Linked DNA regions of Homo sapiens: region 2 is linked to region 1. Evidence: read pairs that join two places in POLR2A ChIA-PET (ENCODE). Cell type or tissue: A673. All regions are shown on one strand. Each heading gives the region's core, and the rest is flanking DNA. Links, peaks and the distances in the headings are about the cores only.

Evidence for each region. Peaks named below come from ENCODE experiments on the same cell type or tissue, not always from the same donor. Only the 100,000 strongest peaks of a DNase experiment are listed, where the experiment ranks them.
Region 2: POLR2A ChIA-PET joins it to region 1 with 13 read pairs; 2 of 35 experiments call an interaction of 5 or more read pairs at or near these places.

Annotation. Positions count from the first base shown.
Region 1 is chr1:30,675,670-30,684,006 of GRCh38, reverse strand. No RefSeq gene overlaps it. Among named protein-coding and RNA genes, the nearest start is that of MATN1-AS1, 39 kb to the left of the region's middle. In A673, for the core only: no CTCF peak of the experiment used is centred there; no DNase peak of the experiment used is centred there; H3K27me3 peaks cover 1,034 bases.
Region 2 is chr1:29,021,913-29,030,249 of GRCh38, reverse strand. The region is part of intron 7 of EPB41 (erythrocyte membrane protein band 4.1); the gene reads right to left. Among named protein-coding and RNA genes, the nearest start is that of TMEM200B, 98 kb to the left of the region's middle. In A673, for the core only: no CTCF peak of the experiment used is centred there; a DNase peak (open chromatin) is centred at 359; H3K27ac peaks cover 2,293 bases.

The sequences.
Region 1 (8,337 bases), core at 273-8,272:
TCTCTGTGACTGGCCACTGTAGTGGAGCTGGGGGCTGCACGATAGCATTGACCCCCTTGGATTTGTCTTGGCTGCCTGGAGATAATGGTTTTTCCCCCAAAGCCCTTGCATTCTCCAGAAGGGACCTTGTCTAGTTGTCCCCTGCTGGTCCCCAGGCTCAGCATGGTGCCAAGTAGTGTGCAGTGGACGAATGAATAAGTGCAAAATCCTTTACCTTTTCCCTGACACTCACTCAAGTACGCACGCAGGGCAGGGGCTATATAGCAAATTGTACAAGGTTTACACAGCACCCACTTAGGACTGGAACTCCTGTTCCTGGGCCCACAGAGCAGTTCCAGAGAAGGAGAGGTGCCAGACCTTGCAGCGCAGTGGATGGAGGCTCTGGAAATGGAGAGCATCTGGGTTTCAACCAGCCTGGGCAAAAAAGTGAGACTCAGTCTCTACAAAAAGAAAGAAACATTGGCAGGGTGTGGTAGTGTGCACCTGTAGCCCCATCTACTTGGATGCTGAGGTGGGAGGATCCCTTGAGCTCAGGAGTTTGAGGCTGCAGTGAGCTATGATCGAGCCACTGCACTCTAGCCTGAGTGACAAAGGGAGGCCCTGTCTCAAAAAAAAAAAAAAAAAAAAAAAAGAAACAAAGAAAAGAAAGAAAGAAAAGAAAGTATTTCATTGTGGGCAGCATGCTAAACTTCTGAGTCTGTTTCCTTTTCTATAAAATGCTACTTCAGAAGCTATTTTCAAGAATTAGGAAAAAGAAAAGCATGTGGACCACTTAGCACAGAGCTGGAGGGCTAGGCATGTAGTAGACAAGGAAGGAATGATATTATTTAGGATGATAATGACGATTGGCCATGAGGGCAGGGGTCTCATCTGTCTTGTTCACTGCAGCATCCCTACGGCCTGCCCTGGCCTGGCACATAGTAGGTGCTCAGTGCATGTAGCCCCTAGACTCCACTGCCAGCAGCCTGAGGTCTTCTCTGTGCAGTTGGATGGATCCTTCCTGATCCCCCTCCCACCAGAGACAGCAGCAGACTCTCAAGGAAGGAGCAATTTCACGGGATTCTCAATCTCTCTTTTTCCCTTCAGTGCCGATCCATTTCCTTATTGGCTTCAGTGGCTTTGTGTGCCAGCTTGTCTCTGGCAGAGCTGGTGGCAAAATGACAGGGAGTCAAGGTCTTCATGCCCTTTGCTTCAGCTTTTATCCACTTGATTTCATGGGGCTGGAGCTGTAGCTGCCACTCAGCTGGAGAAATGTCAAAATGAAGTTAAATCACAGGATGCAGGCAGGTGACAGGAGAACACTTGTCACCCACCTCTTGGCTATCCCCCTGGTCCCAAGCCCTCAGCAGGGAGGGATCATTGTTCCCTGAGGGCCCAGCTTATTTTGTCTGCGCTTCTCCATAATCACAGTCTTGCAAGCAATTTTCTCGAGGTGAGAGCTGGCGGTGGCCAGGCACATGCACTCATAGGTTGTAGTTGGGGATGGCTGGCATGGCAGGCCTGGGAACTTTGTGTGAGGACAGCAATGGGGGTGGAGAACCCAGGGGAATGGACTAATCGCAGGCAACTGCTGGGCTGGATTCTCTTTTTAGTTTTTATTAGTTTTTTAAAATATGAAAGTGATGCAAGCTCCCTGTTAAAATTCAAGCAGTGTAGAAGAGTGTAAGGATTTTAAGTGTTTTGTCCCCCAAGCCCGAAACCCACCTCCTAGATGAGATACTGCAGATATTAATTAGAGTGAGCTCGCTGAATCATGCCCATGGGTAGACCCCTTCAGATTCACTAGATCCTTCAGTCCTGTCATCAACACTGCAAGGTAGATTCTGCCATTGTCCTGTTTTAAAGGACAGGTAATGGAGGCTCAGAATATTAGAGTGACCCCCAAGGCCACCCAGCTGGTTCCAGAGCAGGGACTGAACCTGGCTCTGTGAGTCTTCAAGGGTTCATCCATCCCGCCTCTGCCGCCACAGTGGTTTGGCATCTGTTGTTTTTTCCTAAGCATATAATAACTTGTCTTTCCTTCACAAACATGAGATCATACCCTAAGCATCATTTGCAGCTTGCTTTTTCATTTGAGAGTATTTTCCTATTTGGATCTGTCCTATTTATTCAGTGGCTGCCTCGTAATCTTTTGTCAGAGGCACCAGTATTTATTTAGCTGGTTCCTTCCCAGTGGATGTTTAGGTTGTTTTTCAGCTTTCTGCTATTACTGGCAATGCTGCAATACACATAATCCCCTGACTTTTTTTCAAATCCTAATTTTGATTATTCAAGTGCTAGATGCATATATTCTTTTTGTCATATAGTCAAACAATTTAGATAAAAACTTGCCTGAGCTACCCTCCTCCATATTTGAATCCCTTCCCCATAATAGCCATTGTTATCAGGGTGGCATATAATCCTTATAGACCCAATTCCTATGCATTTATATGTGTACATACGTATACATTTTTATTATGGGTATTTTAAAAAACATAATATCATGCAATATGTATTTTTGTGCATCTGCCTTTTGTTTTTACATTAGTAACATCCTAATCCTAGAAATATTTCCATGTCAGTACATATAGAGCTACTCCACTCCTCTTCTTCTTCTTCTTCTTTTTTTTTTTCTTTTTTTTTTTTGAGTTGGAGTCTTGCTCTTGTCTCCCAGGCTGGAGTGCAGTGGTGCAATCTCGGCTCACTGCAATCTCTGCCTCCTGGGGTTCAAGTGATTCTCTTGCCTCAGCCTCCTGAGTAGCTGGGATTACAGGCACTAGCAACCATACCTGGCTAATTTTTACACTTTTAGTAGAGACAGGGTTTCGCCATGTTGGCCAGGCTGGTCTCGACCTCCTGACCTCAAGTGATCTGCCTGGTTCAGCCTCTCAAAGTGTTGAGATTACAGGCGTGAGCCACCGTGCCTGGCCAATAACTACGTCATTCTTTTTAATGAGGCCATGTATCATTTCCATGGCATCGACGTGTCATCTTTTAAAAAATGATTTCCCCATTGTTAAATATTTAGGTTCCTTTCATTTTTTCCTCTCTATAAAAAGTACTGCAATAAGTACCTCTATGCATGTTTCACTGTGTGCACACTGGAGTTTTTCTCTAGTGTTGATACCCAAAAGTGGAATGGCTGAGTTGAAGGGTTTTCCAGGCCAGGTTTTGTCTGACCTGTCCACACAGTTGCAGAATCCTTGGGGTGTCTCTTTTCTGGTTGGAAACCTCTGTGGCTGGTGGCTCCTTTGCCCAAGTTTTGCTCGGGCCCTCTGGGCTTGTTCTGCCCACTTGGCCTGGCAGGCTCGGCTTGGCTCACGCTTCCAGCCTGGATCCCATGCCTGCCAAGGGTGAGCAAGGCATGGAGCAGTGAGGGGTGTGTGAGTGAGTGAGTGTGGGGTCTGGCCACTGTGCACAGTCAGGCACGCTGGCTGCTGCAACGGGGCAGGGAGCTCCAGGTACCTCTCTGCAAGGCTGCAGCTGGACCAAGTACACCGCAAGCAGCTTCCATGGCGGCCACTGGAGAACACAGTGGCACCCAGAAGCTTGGAGACTCCAGGAACTGCAGGGCCCCAAAGAGGGAGTCACAGCCCAGGCTTGGGGAGCTCCCAGGTCTGCGCTCCCTGAAGGGTCACAGCTCTTCTCTCCTTCTCTTCACCTGCAACATGATGAGCAAGGGGCATGTTTCAGCCCTGTTTGTGTTATAGCTCTTTCAGCCCTGTCATTTGGCAGGTCCTGAGTTCTTGTCCTGCGTCCAAGATGAATGAGATGCATGGACAAGTGGAGGGTGAGCAAGGTGAAGAGGAGCTTTATTGATTGACAGAATAGCTCAGAGGATGCCCTGGAGTGGGTAGCTCCTCTCTGCAGGCAGGTCGTCCTGTCATTCTCTGCAGCTCTCAGGAGAGAGGAGGCCCTGGAGTGGGTAGCTCCTCTCTGCAGCTGGTTGTCTCAATGTCTGCTCAGCTCTGGCTGAGCCCAGGGCTTTTATGGGCCTCAGAGGTGGGGAAGTCCATGCCAGTTGTTCCATGGGTGGCCATGGGCATACCTGGAAAAGGCACAAGTTCTCACTCCAGTACATGGGACTGGCAGCCTGGCCCCCAGCATTCAGGCTTTCCCTGAATTGAAGGTGGGGCCTCATCAGGGACCTGCCACCTTCTGTCCAGGAGCCTGTCTGCCTCCTGCTGCTGCTCATGGCACCCAGGCTGTAGGTGCCAAGGGGGCATCTGCAGGCCAGCCCTGAGCTGCCCTCAGCACCCCTGGCCCCATTGGCTTTCCTCCTATGCTCATTGGTGCCCAAAGTCCAGAGGGGGCCAAAGTGTCAGGGGGCTGGCATGTCAGCACTGCCCTAAGCATGTGCACACCCAGCCGGGCTGTGACTGTGCCCAGGCTTAGTGCCGACTTTGCTCTAAGATTGGAATGGGTGCTGACAGCAGGGGGAAGCCAGGCAGTGGGAGCAGGCATTTCCAACCCTGCAAGGACAGGGGCTGCCTTCCTGGGCCCCCAAGAGTGCAGGGATGCCAGGGTCCATAGCTGTGGTTTGGGTGGCTACAGCTGTGCCCAGTTTGGGTTGGGGTGCAGGGCTCCTGCTTGCTCCATGGAGCAGGAGACAATGGGTCTGCAGCCACAACTTGGGCTGCTGTGGCTGCATCTGGGGAGCTCCTGCCCCACCAACTTGGAAGGGGTGAGGCTCCCACTTGTCCCCATTTCCTGCTGGCACCATGGAGTGTGCAGTCCCAGTTGTGCCTCACTGCTGCAGCCAGTGTAATAGCAGTGGCTGCTCTAGATGGACTGTTGCTGCCATCAACAGGAGGAGTCTGGGGAAGATCTGGGTTGTGAGTTCCAGGTTGCTGTTTGCTGCAGGCAGCATGAGGCGAGATGGCTGAGGATCTGGCCTTTCCCTAATGGTCAACTCTCCGTGTCCATGTTCTTGGACAGCTCTTGGTGACACTGCCAACTCTGGGTAAGATTTCTTGGCTGTGTGGCTCTTTGGAAAGAATTGTCAGAACAACCCTGTGGGCCACCTATTGGGCCAGCCCCACACACCATTTGATACCCTGCCTCTTCCGTCTTGTACTTACTGGTGGTTGGATTGACTGATCCAGGTTGACTGGTAGTTTTGGTAGTTTCTCAGCCCATTTCTACTAGTTAGCCCTGGGAAAAGTTGGGGGAAGATGTGCATTAAGTTGTTCAACTACCAGCCATTGCTAGCACCTCCCTTATGCTAGGCTGGTGGCTCAGAAAGACCTCTGCCCTCAGGAGTTGCAGTTCAGTGTGGGAGATACGCTTGTACCAGCTGACAAGGGCTGTGACAAAGGTAAGTGCAGAATTCTAGGGGGATGCACAAGGGGAGTTCTGACAGTGTCTTGCAGGAGTGGTCCAAGAAAGTTCCTGTTATAGGTGATAACAGTGGTGTCCTAAAGAACAAATGAGTGCTTATACCTAGAACATCTGTTTGGTTTTTCTTTATGTGTTTGCTGGCTATTTGTTGCTGATTTTCACCCTGTTTACCGAGCCTCCTCCTTCATCTGGTAATGGTCTTTCCATGTTTATTCGGTCAATTACAGCTCTTCCGCCCCACTCTAGCCCACTTACATCACAGGGGTGGGCATGTGACCTAGGCCTGGCCAATCAGAGTCCTGCATCCCTAAGCCACAGTAACTGGTTCAGGATGGGCCAATCCAGGCTTCCCTGGGATTTTCTGCTGGAGTTGATGGGAGACACTTCCTTTTGCCTTTGGAGTCATGGAGCTCAAAGTAGATGCTTGGGATCACCTGCCCTGGCCTCATGGGGCATGCCCAGGTGCAGTGGGAGAAACTGAGGCCACTTTGCAAAAAGAACCAGACACAAAGAGGAAAGATGGGTAGAGAGAAAATCCCGGGGCACTAAGATCTGATTCTGGCAGACTTTTCTTTTACATCAGAGCCTCTTGTTCAGCACTGGGGCCAATCATCCCACTTCTAAAGGCCTCAGCTGCTGGACTGGGGTCTGTTGCTGTGGCCTGGAGTCCTGACAGATACTGGGAGTGGGCTCATGAGGTCACGAGGGCTCTAGATTGGCAAAAAGCAGGACAACTGGGTATGAGGGTCTCCTCTGACCCAGTGCTGACTTCAGTATCTTTCTATACTTGGTTCACTCTATCCTCTAAAACCCAAATTAAACACGACACTCTCTTTTAAAAGCTCTTCAATGCCTCCCCATTTTCCTTAGGATCAAGCCCAAACTCCTTAGCCTGCCATGCTGGGCCCTGCGTGGATTGTCCCTGGCCTGTCATCCCTCACTGACCAGAGCCTAGGCTCCAGCCACACCAGACTTCCTTCTACTCCACACCCAGGCCACTCCCTCCTCCCAGCCTTTGCACATGCTGTTCTTTCAGCTTGAAAAACATTTCCTGCACTTTTCTACCTTACCCTCACCTCCATTCTTCTTTACCAGGATGACTCATACTCCCTTTCCAGTTTAGAAGTAAATACCCCTTCCTCCAGGAAATTTTCCTGCTCTCCTTCTCTGAGCCCCCACAGCACAGCATCATCTAGCTCTATGGCAATTATTTAACAACTTGTTTCCTTCAATGGATTCTAGGCTCTAGGAAAGTGAGTTCACGTCCGCCTTGTTCATTATTGCACTCCAGCTTCTATCACAGTGTTAATGAATATGTGGGAAATTAATCAACAAATGAGCCCCAGTTCAAGGGGCAGGAGGTGTGGTGGAAACAACTCAGTTTTAGAACAAGACAGAACTGGGTTCAGATCCTGCCTGCATAGTTTATCTCTTGGCAAATCACTTCATCTTTCTGAGCCTCAGTGTCCTCAAATGCCCACCTGTTAGCAATTTAAAAAATATATTTTTTAAGATTTGGAGGTCTCACTATATTGCCCAGGCTGGTCTCAAACTCCTGGGCTCAAGCAATCCTCTAGCCTTGGCCTCCCAAAGTGTTGGGATTACAGGTGTGAGCCACAGCCCCTGGCCCATGTTGGCTATTATGAAAGACAGTGAGGGTGATAGTGTTTGGAAAACTCAAAAGTATGAAGCAAATGTTAAGCTTTCTTTTTAAAGTAAAGATGTCAATGACATCTGATAAACAGAAATTATTGTGACATATTGGTAGTGTTTTTCCACTTCAGATTGACAATAATAAATGCCTGAACTGTAAGGGAGTGGAAAAAGAAGGACGCACAAACCAAGAGCTACAACATGCCAAGGTCTGTGCTAAACAGGTTGTGTACGTAGTATTCATTTTCTCTGGAAACAGCTTCTGTAACTTTTACTGGAGTCATTGCTAGATATTTTATACTTGCTTTTTTTTTTCTGTTGTATATGGTGTTTTTTAAATTTACTGATGCATGGAAATTTAATTCAATATATATATTGATTTTGTATCCAGTAAACATGTTAAACTTCTTTATTGTTTACTTATCTGTAGATTATTTCACATTTTCCACATAGACAACCAAATAGTGACAGGTTTGTTTCTTTTTGCTCCTTATACCTTTAATTTTTTTCTTTCTAACTTTCCTAGCAGTGATACTAGCAGGTACCCTTGTGTTGTTCCTGATTTCAAATGGAAAGCTATGAGCTTTGTGTCATAATGTACAATGTAGGTAGGTTTTCATAGATGCTTTTCATCTAGCTAAGCAAGTCCTATTTAATTCTTAGTTAGGAGTTTACTCATGAAAAGATATTGAATTTTATTTGCAGCTATTAAAATGTTCATATGTTTTTTCTCTTTTAATCTGTTAATATGATCCACATTGATTTTCTGGTATTAAACCAACCTTACATTCCTGGGATAACTCCAGCTTGGTCATGATACACTTACATTGCTGCATTTCTTATGCTAATATTAGGTTTAGGACTTTTATACTTATGTTCTTGAGTGAACTTGGCCTGTAATTTTCCAGTCTCATATTGTTCTTGCCTGACTTTGGTGTCACGGTTTTCTTAACCTCATAAACTACAAGTGTGTTTGAGATATTAGATTTATTTCTATCTGGTGTGTTTAGAAAGCATATTATAAAACCATCTGGGCCCAGTGTCTTTGTGGGATGGTTTCTATTCCTAATCCAGCTTTTTAAATGGTTATATGATTGCACAACTTTTAAAATGTCTTTTTGAGTCAGTTTGCATAAGTCGTATTTTTATAGGAATGAGTCAGTGTCATGTGCTTTCAAATGTACTGTTATAAAGTTGTTCTGGATATGTTTCTATTTATTTATTTAATCTCTGTAGCTTCTATGACATGATCTGTTTCCTATTATTAATGCTGTCTCTTTGTGCCTTCTCTTGCTGTTTATGTTTTTCTTTTCTCATTTCAGTCATGTGTGGGCCTTCTCTTTATTTAGTCTTTTCCAAGAACCA
Region 2 (8,337 bases), core at 12-8,011, 1.7 Mb after region 1:
GAACAGAACCCATCACTGCCTGTATCTAAATAATTAAAATATACCTTAGAAAAAGACAATGTGAGCAAACAAAAAGTCACCAAAAAGCTGCAAAAAAAATTTTTTTAATCCTACTAAACAATTTCCTTAAAGCTATTTCATCTATCATTAGTTCTGCCCCCTTCTCTTCACTCTTTTTCTCCGACATACATAAGCTCCTCCCGCTAATTTTTCTTGCCAAGGAGATGACCAAATTAAATCCTCAGAGGGCATGGTGTAATTTACAATATCCTCTTATAGCTGCCTTTTTCTCTCCATACCCCTGAATTGAGTTATGGAAATTAAACAAGAGGGCAGCTGATGTTACTTAACTGAGGACTCTTAATCGGGGCAGGCTTGATGAAAAGAAAATTTCTGGTAACAGATGGTGTCCTGCCCACTGATATAAACAAAATAAACTGGTTCACGGAAGCACATAGATAATGGGGCTGTTTTCTCTGTTATTAATATGTCTTCATTACCAGGCATATAATGAATTAGATTTGTTTGAAAACAGTCAGTCTCACTGTCTAAACACTCGCTGTGACAGTCTTTTCTTCTCCTCTATAAATTTCCCGTCTTTTGAAAAGTGTTCATGAGCTGTTATATAGAGCTTTCAAAGACAAAAATATCACTCCTAATGCTGCACAATTCAGACCAATCAAGTATAACTTAACAGTAACAATAATGCAGGCACATCCCCAAGGAAAAAACAGTAAACGCCAGTTTCCCATAAGACTGCCTCAAGCTACAGAAAGCTGCAGGGGTCTCTTCATTTCACAAGGAAAAGTCTCTTCCAAATCCATCTGTCTTTACCCTAATTAAAAGGACAAAGGATTCCTTGGAACAACAACCACCAAAATATGTATACAACAGGAGACAGGGTGCAGATTTGCTACTGATTTAGCCTTCATGAACAAACTTATTTTCACAAGCACTGAAGCATCACACCTAATTCTATTTATTAATGAACCTGAAATTGAAGATTAAAAAAAGGAGAATGGGAAAATTAGCCCCTTATGCAAGTCTGTATATTCAAGTCATTAAAAACATTTCAGGAAAGTTTTGTAGTTTTTAATTTTTTTCCATCTAAGTTACATTTTTTTCTAGTTAACATTACTCCTATTTTATGTTTCTGTTGTTGTTACTGTTATTGACGAGATGAATTTTAGAATTTTTTTTTTTTTTTTGAGACAGGGTCTCACTCTGTCACCCAGGGTGCAGTGCAATGGTGCAAACACAGCTCACTGCAACCTCCACTTCCCAGGCTCAAGTGATCTTCCCACCTCAGACTCCTGAGTAGCTGGGTCTACAGGTGCATGCCACCATGTCCAGCTAGTTTTCTTATTTTTCGTACAGAGGGGGTCTCAGTATGTTGCCCAGGCTGATCTTGAACTCCTAGGCTCAAGCCATCCTCCAGCCTCAGCCTTCCAAAGTGGTAGGATTACAAGCGTGAGCCACCACTCCCGCTGAATTTTAGGATTTTGAAGCTGGAAAGGAGCTTGAAGTTTAAAGAGTACAATAATTTCATTTTGCTGTTGAAGAAACAGGTTCTCAGGGATCACATTACCACAGGCAAGTTAGGACCCTTAGTTGAGACAGCAGACTTAAGTCAAAACTCAAGTCACAATACTTGGGCTGGAATCCAGGCTTCAGTACTTGTAAGTGGCCAGCCAGTGTCTCCCTCCATCTCCTCTATAAAACGAGAATCATAATAATGCGTATTTCTAGATACTAGGATAGGCAATGACTTTGTTTTTGCTGAATGAATGAATGTTACTATTGGGATCGAAATGAGATGATGGTTGTAAAACTGCTTTATAGACATGAATAGTTATTATTGCAGCCTTAGCTTTCTGATAGTCCAGTGGTTCATCTACACACAAATCATAAAATTAAGAGACACAATTTGGATCACTTGAATTTGAAGACAAATTTTAAAACATTAAGTAAAGCAATTATGATAAAATCTTCCCTATACTCACTCCTCCTACCCTACCCTAAGGGACATTAATAGGGTCAATCAATTTGAATACAGATTTAAATTTCACAGTATGTAGTTACATGCTTCTATAAATAAGCATGCTTTAAAAAATAAGGAGAGATCAGGCCTGGCGCGGTGGCTCACGTCTATAATCCCAGCACTTTGGGAGGCCGAGGCAGGCGGATCACCTGAGGTAGGGAGTTCAAGACCAGTCTGACCAACACGGAGAAACCCCGTCTCTACTAAAAATACAAAATTAGCTGGGCGTGGTGGCGCATGCCTGTAATCTCAGCTACTTAGGAGGCTGAGGCAGGAGAATCACTTGAACCTGGGAGGCAGAGGTTGTGGTGAGCCGAGATTGCGTCATTGCACCCCAGCCTGGGCAACAAGAGCGAAACTCCGTCTCACAAATAAATAAATAAGGGGAGATCTTTAAAACTTGTTAGTTGAAAATAATATTTATATTTGAAGTTTGGCTGATGTTTGCATTTAAAATTTTTTACCTAATTTTTAGCCAGGCTCAGTGGCATGCACCTATAGTCCTAGCTACTCTGGAGGCTGAGACAGGAGGATTGCTTGAGTCTATGAGCCTAGGCGACATAGAGAGACCTTGTCTCAGCCAGGCGCGGTGGCTCATGCCTATAATCCCAGCACTTTGGGAGGCCGAGGTGGGCGGATCACCTGAGGTTGGGAGTTTGAGACCAGCCTGACCAACATGGAGAAACCCCATCTCTACTAAAAGTACAAAATTAGCCGGGCGTGGTGGCACATGCCTGTAATCCCAGCTACTTGGGAGGCTGAGGCAGGAGAATCGCTTGAACCTGGGAGGCAGAGGTTTCGGTGAGCCGAGATTGCGCCATTGCACTCCAGCCTGGGCAACGAATGAAACTCCATCTCAAAAAAAAAAAAAATGTTGAGAGACCTTGTCTCTAAAAAAAGAAAAAGAATAATTTTAGCTGGGTGCAGTGACCTGTAGTCACAGCTACTTGGGAGGCTGAGGCAGGTAGATTGCTTGAGTTTAAGGCTGTAAGTGAGTTACAATCACACCTGTAAATAGCACTGCACTTCAGGTTGTTCAGGTTGCACAACATAACAAGGTCCCTTTACAATTCTTAAAAAAATGTAATTCTAACTTAAGAATTTTTTTTTTTTTTTTGAGATGGAGTCCCACTCCGTTGCCCAGGCTGGAGTGCAGTGGTATGATCTCGGCTAACTGCAACCTCTGCCTCCTGGGTTCAAGTGATTTTTCTGCCTCAGCCTCCCAAGTAGCTGGAACTACAGGCACCCGCCACCATGCCTGGCTAATTTTTGTATTTTTAGTAGAGATGGGGTTTCACCATATTGGCCAGGCTGATCTCAAACTCCTCACCTCGTGATCTGCCCAACTCAGCCTCCCAAAGTGCTGGGATTAAAGGTGTGAGCCAAAAAAAATTTTTTTTAAGAGACAAGGTCTTGCTCTGTCACCCAGACTGGAGTGCAGTGGCACCATCATGGTTCACTGCAGCCTTGACCTCCCAGGTTCAAGTGAACTCTTGGGCTCAAGCAGTCAGCCCACCTCAGCCTCTGAAAGTGCTGGAATTACAGGCATGAGCCACCATGCCCAGCCTTAAAATTTCAATTTATTTATTTATGTCAGTATGGACTCACGAATTTTCATTTTATTCAATGCAGTATATCAATTATTTTCCTTATCTATTTTGATGCTTAAATTGCCCCAGATTTGGTAGTGGGAACCTCTCCAAGCTGGATTCTGTGTCCTTCTGACCATTTCCCATCATTCTTCCAGTACTTCCTTCTGACACAATGTAGAGTTAGAGTATGTATCTGTGTATGTATCTACCTTTTTACATCTATATTTCTATATCTACCTATCTATATATTGGAAACCACAAGTTCACATTGAAGCCTCCAGTTTTAACGCAATATCCTAACAGGGTTCATTTTAGTTTCTCCCTTTCCATAATTTGTGTCTCACTTTACTGACAGTGAGAAACCTGGCTCCCATTACCCTGAATACATTGACTAATTTGATCAATCCCTCTGTATAATCATATAATCTCTCATTGCAGCCACAAACCCCTACTGTATGTGGATGTCCTCCTCACTCTACTTGAACCCTGAATTCCCCATTCTGGGCTACTCAGCACACGTGGATGTCCTCCTTACCTCACCAGGGTTCTGACTGCTGGTGTGGGACCATCTCTTCACCCTGCTTAGGCTTTGACACTGTGCATCAAGCACCACCCTGTATGGATGCCCTCCACATCCTGTGTAGGCTTTTCCCCCACATGGATGCCCTTCTTGCTCTGCTTGGCTTCTGAAACCCACCACCAGGTGCCCACACATGACTACCATCCTCATCCACTTGAGCTCTGACTCTTCATGCCAGGCTGCCCTCCAACCCACGGACCCACTCCTCACTCTGCTTAGGCCTCAATATCCCAAGCCAGACTGCCCCTCTGCATGGATGACTACCTTGCTCTGCCCCACCTAATGTTGCCAGAAAGCTTTATCTGATTATAAAAATCATACACATTCACTGTATAAAATTTGGAAAATATCATTAAAAGCATAGAAAATATATAATCTCACCACCCACAGACATCTGTGCATGTTAACACAACACATATATTTGAAAGATTAATATCACAAAATAAATTATTTTTTGCCTTAAATTTTAATGATCAAGGTTTTCCCTAAAATTTCCAAGACCTTTGAGCGTCATAACAAACCAGCTGGGAAGAGATTAGATACCTCTAAACCATTAAAAGTACTGTCTTGAATTTTTTCAGTACCACCTAATAATTTACTACTTGTAAGTACTGCAGCTTACAAAAGTACCTGACCAGGAAGCTCCGGCACTGGTTAAAGCTCATTAAAAAGAGAAGTTACAATAAAGTTTCCCTGCATTTATTTCAAGCAAGTGCAATCAGGATAGAGCTATTCGGTGTGTTCCAGTGTTATGTGACTCCCTTTTAATAATGTTTGTTATATCTCCTAATTAAGGATTGTGATTTCAAAGAATTAAGTGGGGGACAATAGACAAGTTTACATACCTTCCTAATACCAATAAATGGAGGGCAATTAATTTTAAAGCTTGATTTGCTAGTGTAAATTTAAAGTGTTAATTATAGCTTTAAAATCCCAGTCTGGGCAAAGGGCCACTACTAAGGATTCCATTTATGCAGGCTGTCTTCTATCTGAGAAGTGCTTGTACTGCACTTTCCAATGCATAGTAAAATGCATATGCCTCAGTGGAAGTTTCTTTGGATTAGTTAAAATGCCATGTTGTTGGACATAATTAAATTGTTCCTTTGGGTTTGTGAGGGTTGCAAATCTTTCCAAAAAGGAGCAAGTAAATTCCAAGATGACAGACTCCTAAATGTTCTGGTCACGGCGATCCATTATTGCTCAATTTCTACCACATCTCTAACAGAATATCAGCTGAACTATATCCATTTGTCCCTTGAGATTGTTTCACCTAATTGGGTTTACATTCTGATAAAGGTTAAAACTAGTTCTCCAAACCAAGACACATACATTCATCACTTGTGAAGTGAGGATAAGAATTTTTTTTTATTTATATTTATTTATATTTTTTATTTATTTATTTTTTGAGACGGAGTCTCGCTCTGTCGCCCAGCTGGGGTGCAGTGGTGCGATCTCGGCTCACTGCAACCTCCGCCCCTCCAGGTTTAAGCAATTCTCTGCCTCAGCCTCCGGAGTAGCTGGGATTACAGGCGCGTGCCACCAAGCCCGGCTAATTTTTTGTATTTTTAGTAGAGACAGGGTTTCACCATCTTGACCAGGCTGGTCTTGAACTCCTGACCTCGTGATCCACCTGCCTCAGCCTCCCAAAGTGCTGGGATTACAGGTGTGAGCCACCACGCTCGGCCTTTAATTTATTTATTTTTAGATGAAGTCTTACTTTGTCACCCAGGCTAGAGTGCAGTGGCATGATCTCGGCTCACTGCAACCTCCGCCTCCTGGGTTCAAGCAATTCTCCTGCCTCAGCCTCCAGAGTAGTTGGGACTACAGGTGCGCGCCACCATGCCCAGCTAATTTTTGTATTTTCAGTAGAGATGGGGTTTCACCATGTTGGCTAGGATGGTCTCAATCTCTTGACCTCGTGATCCACCTGCCTTGGCCTCCCAAAATGCTGGGATTACAGGTGTGAGCCACCGTGCCCAGCCAAGAATTATTATTATCATAGCAGATATTTGAACTCTCACTATATACTGTCATTGTACTAATCACTTTATATAAATTTTCTGATTTAACAATTAGAAAATTCACATTATTGCCCTTATTTTTCAGATGAAAAAACTGAAGCTTAGAGAGCTTAAGTAACTTACCAAGAGGCACACAGTTAACAAGGAATGGAGTCTGAATTTAAAGAAAGGCTAACTCCAGAGCCCAAGATTTTAACTATGGTGCCCTATTGCCCCAACTCAGTGGTTCTCAAACTTTTTTGATCTCAGGACCTCTTTATTCTCTTAACAATTATTGTAAAAATTATTGAGGACCCTAAAGAGCTTTTCTTTCTTTTTTCTTTTTTTTGAGACGGAGTTTTGCTTTTGTTGCCCAGGCTGGAGTACAATGGCATGATCTCGGTTCACTGCAACCTCTGCCTCCCGAGTTCAAGCGATTCTCCTGCCTCAGCCTCCTGAGGAGCTGGGATTACAGGCATGTGCTACCATGCCCGGCTGATTTTGTATTTTTAGTAGAGATGGGGTTTCTCCATGTTGGTCAGGCTGGTCTTGAACTCCCGACCTCAGGTGATCTGGCTGCCTTGGCCCCCCAAAGTGCTGGGATTACAGGCATGAGCCACTGTGCCCGGTCAAGAGCTTTTCTTTATGTGGCTTATAGCTATTTGTATTCACTATATTAAAATTGTTTTAACTAAGGAAAATTTAAAATGTTTATTAAATTTCTAAAAAGTAACAGTAATCCAGCCAAGCACGGTGGCTTACGTCTGTAATCCCAGCACCTTAGCAGGCCAAGGCAGGCAGATCACCTGAGGTCAGGAGTTCAGGACCAGCCTGGCCAACATGGTGAAACCCTGTCTCTGCTAAAAATACAAAAGTTAGCCAAGTGTGGTGGCAGGCACTTGTAATCCTAGCTACTCGGGAGGCTGAGGCACGAGAATCACTTGAACCAAGCAGGCGGAGATTGCAGTGAGCCGAGATCACACTATTGCACTCCAGCCTGGGCGACAAGAGTGAAACTCCATTTCAAAATAAAATAAAATAATGGTAATCCCATTACTTTTTAACATAAATAACATAATTTCTGAAAAATACCAATATTTTCTGAAACAGTGATGAAAAGGTAACTTTGCTTTACATATTTACAAATCTCTTCAATGTCTGGCATAGAAGACAGCTGAATTCTCCCAACTGCTTCTGCATTCAATCTGTTGCAATATATTGATTTGGCAGTATGTGAAGAAATCTGATCTCACACAGACATGTAGTTTGAAAAGGGGTGACTATGAATTTAAAACACTCTTTTTTCTTTTTTTTTGAGATGGAGTCTTGCTCTTGTCGCCCAGGCTGTAGTGCAATGGCACGATCTTGGCTCACTGCAACCACCGCCTCCCAGGTTAAAGTGATTCTCCTGCCTCAGCCTCCCAAGTAGCTGGGATTACAGGTGCCCACCACCATGCCTGGCTAATTTTTGTATTTTTAGTAGAGACAGGGTTTCACCATATTGGCCAGGCTGGTCTCAAACTCCTGACCTTGTGATCCGCCTGCCTCGGCCTCCCAAAGTGCTGGGATTACAGGCATGAGCCACTGCGCCTGGCCTAAAATATTCTTTTCTGGTATTACACTAAAACTTATCAATGGCAGTTTCTTTTTTTTTTTTTTTTTTTATTATATCAATGGCAGTTTCTTAAAGATAATTTTCAATGTGAAATGTAGAAACTTATCAATGAACTTTTTGTACTGTTACATTAAAATCCATTGGTCTATCTTGCATTTTGAATGGATCTTTTACCTGTGCATGATTTTTTTAACATTGTGCATTTCTAATCTGAAAAATACTTGTTCACCAAGTTATGAAAATCTTCCAAACCTTGATATAATATGTGTATAAAAAAACACATTCATTAAAATAACCACTGACCTTAGCAGAAAAGTCTTTAAAAGCTGTCAAGATCATGGGGATATATAAAAGTTTTCCAAAATTCCAATTTTTACCAGAAAGCTTGAATTTTGTCATTAGCAACAAATACTGTCAGTTGCTTTCCTAAAAGTACTAGCTCATTTCATTTTTGAGAAAATGTGTGTCAAATAACCGAGTCCGAATAATCATAGTTTGTCATTTTTTCA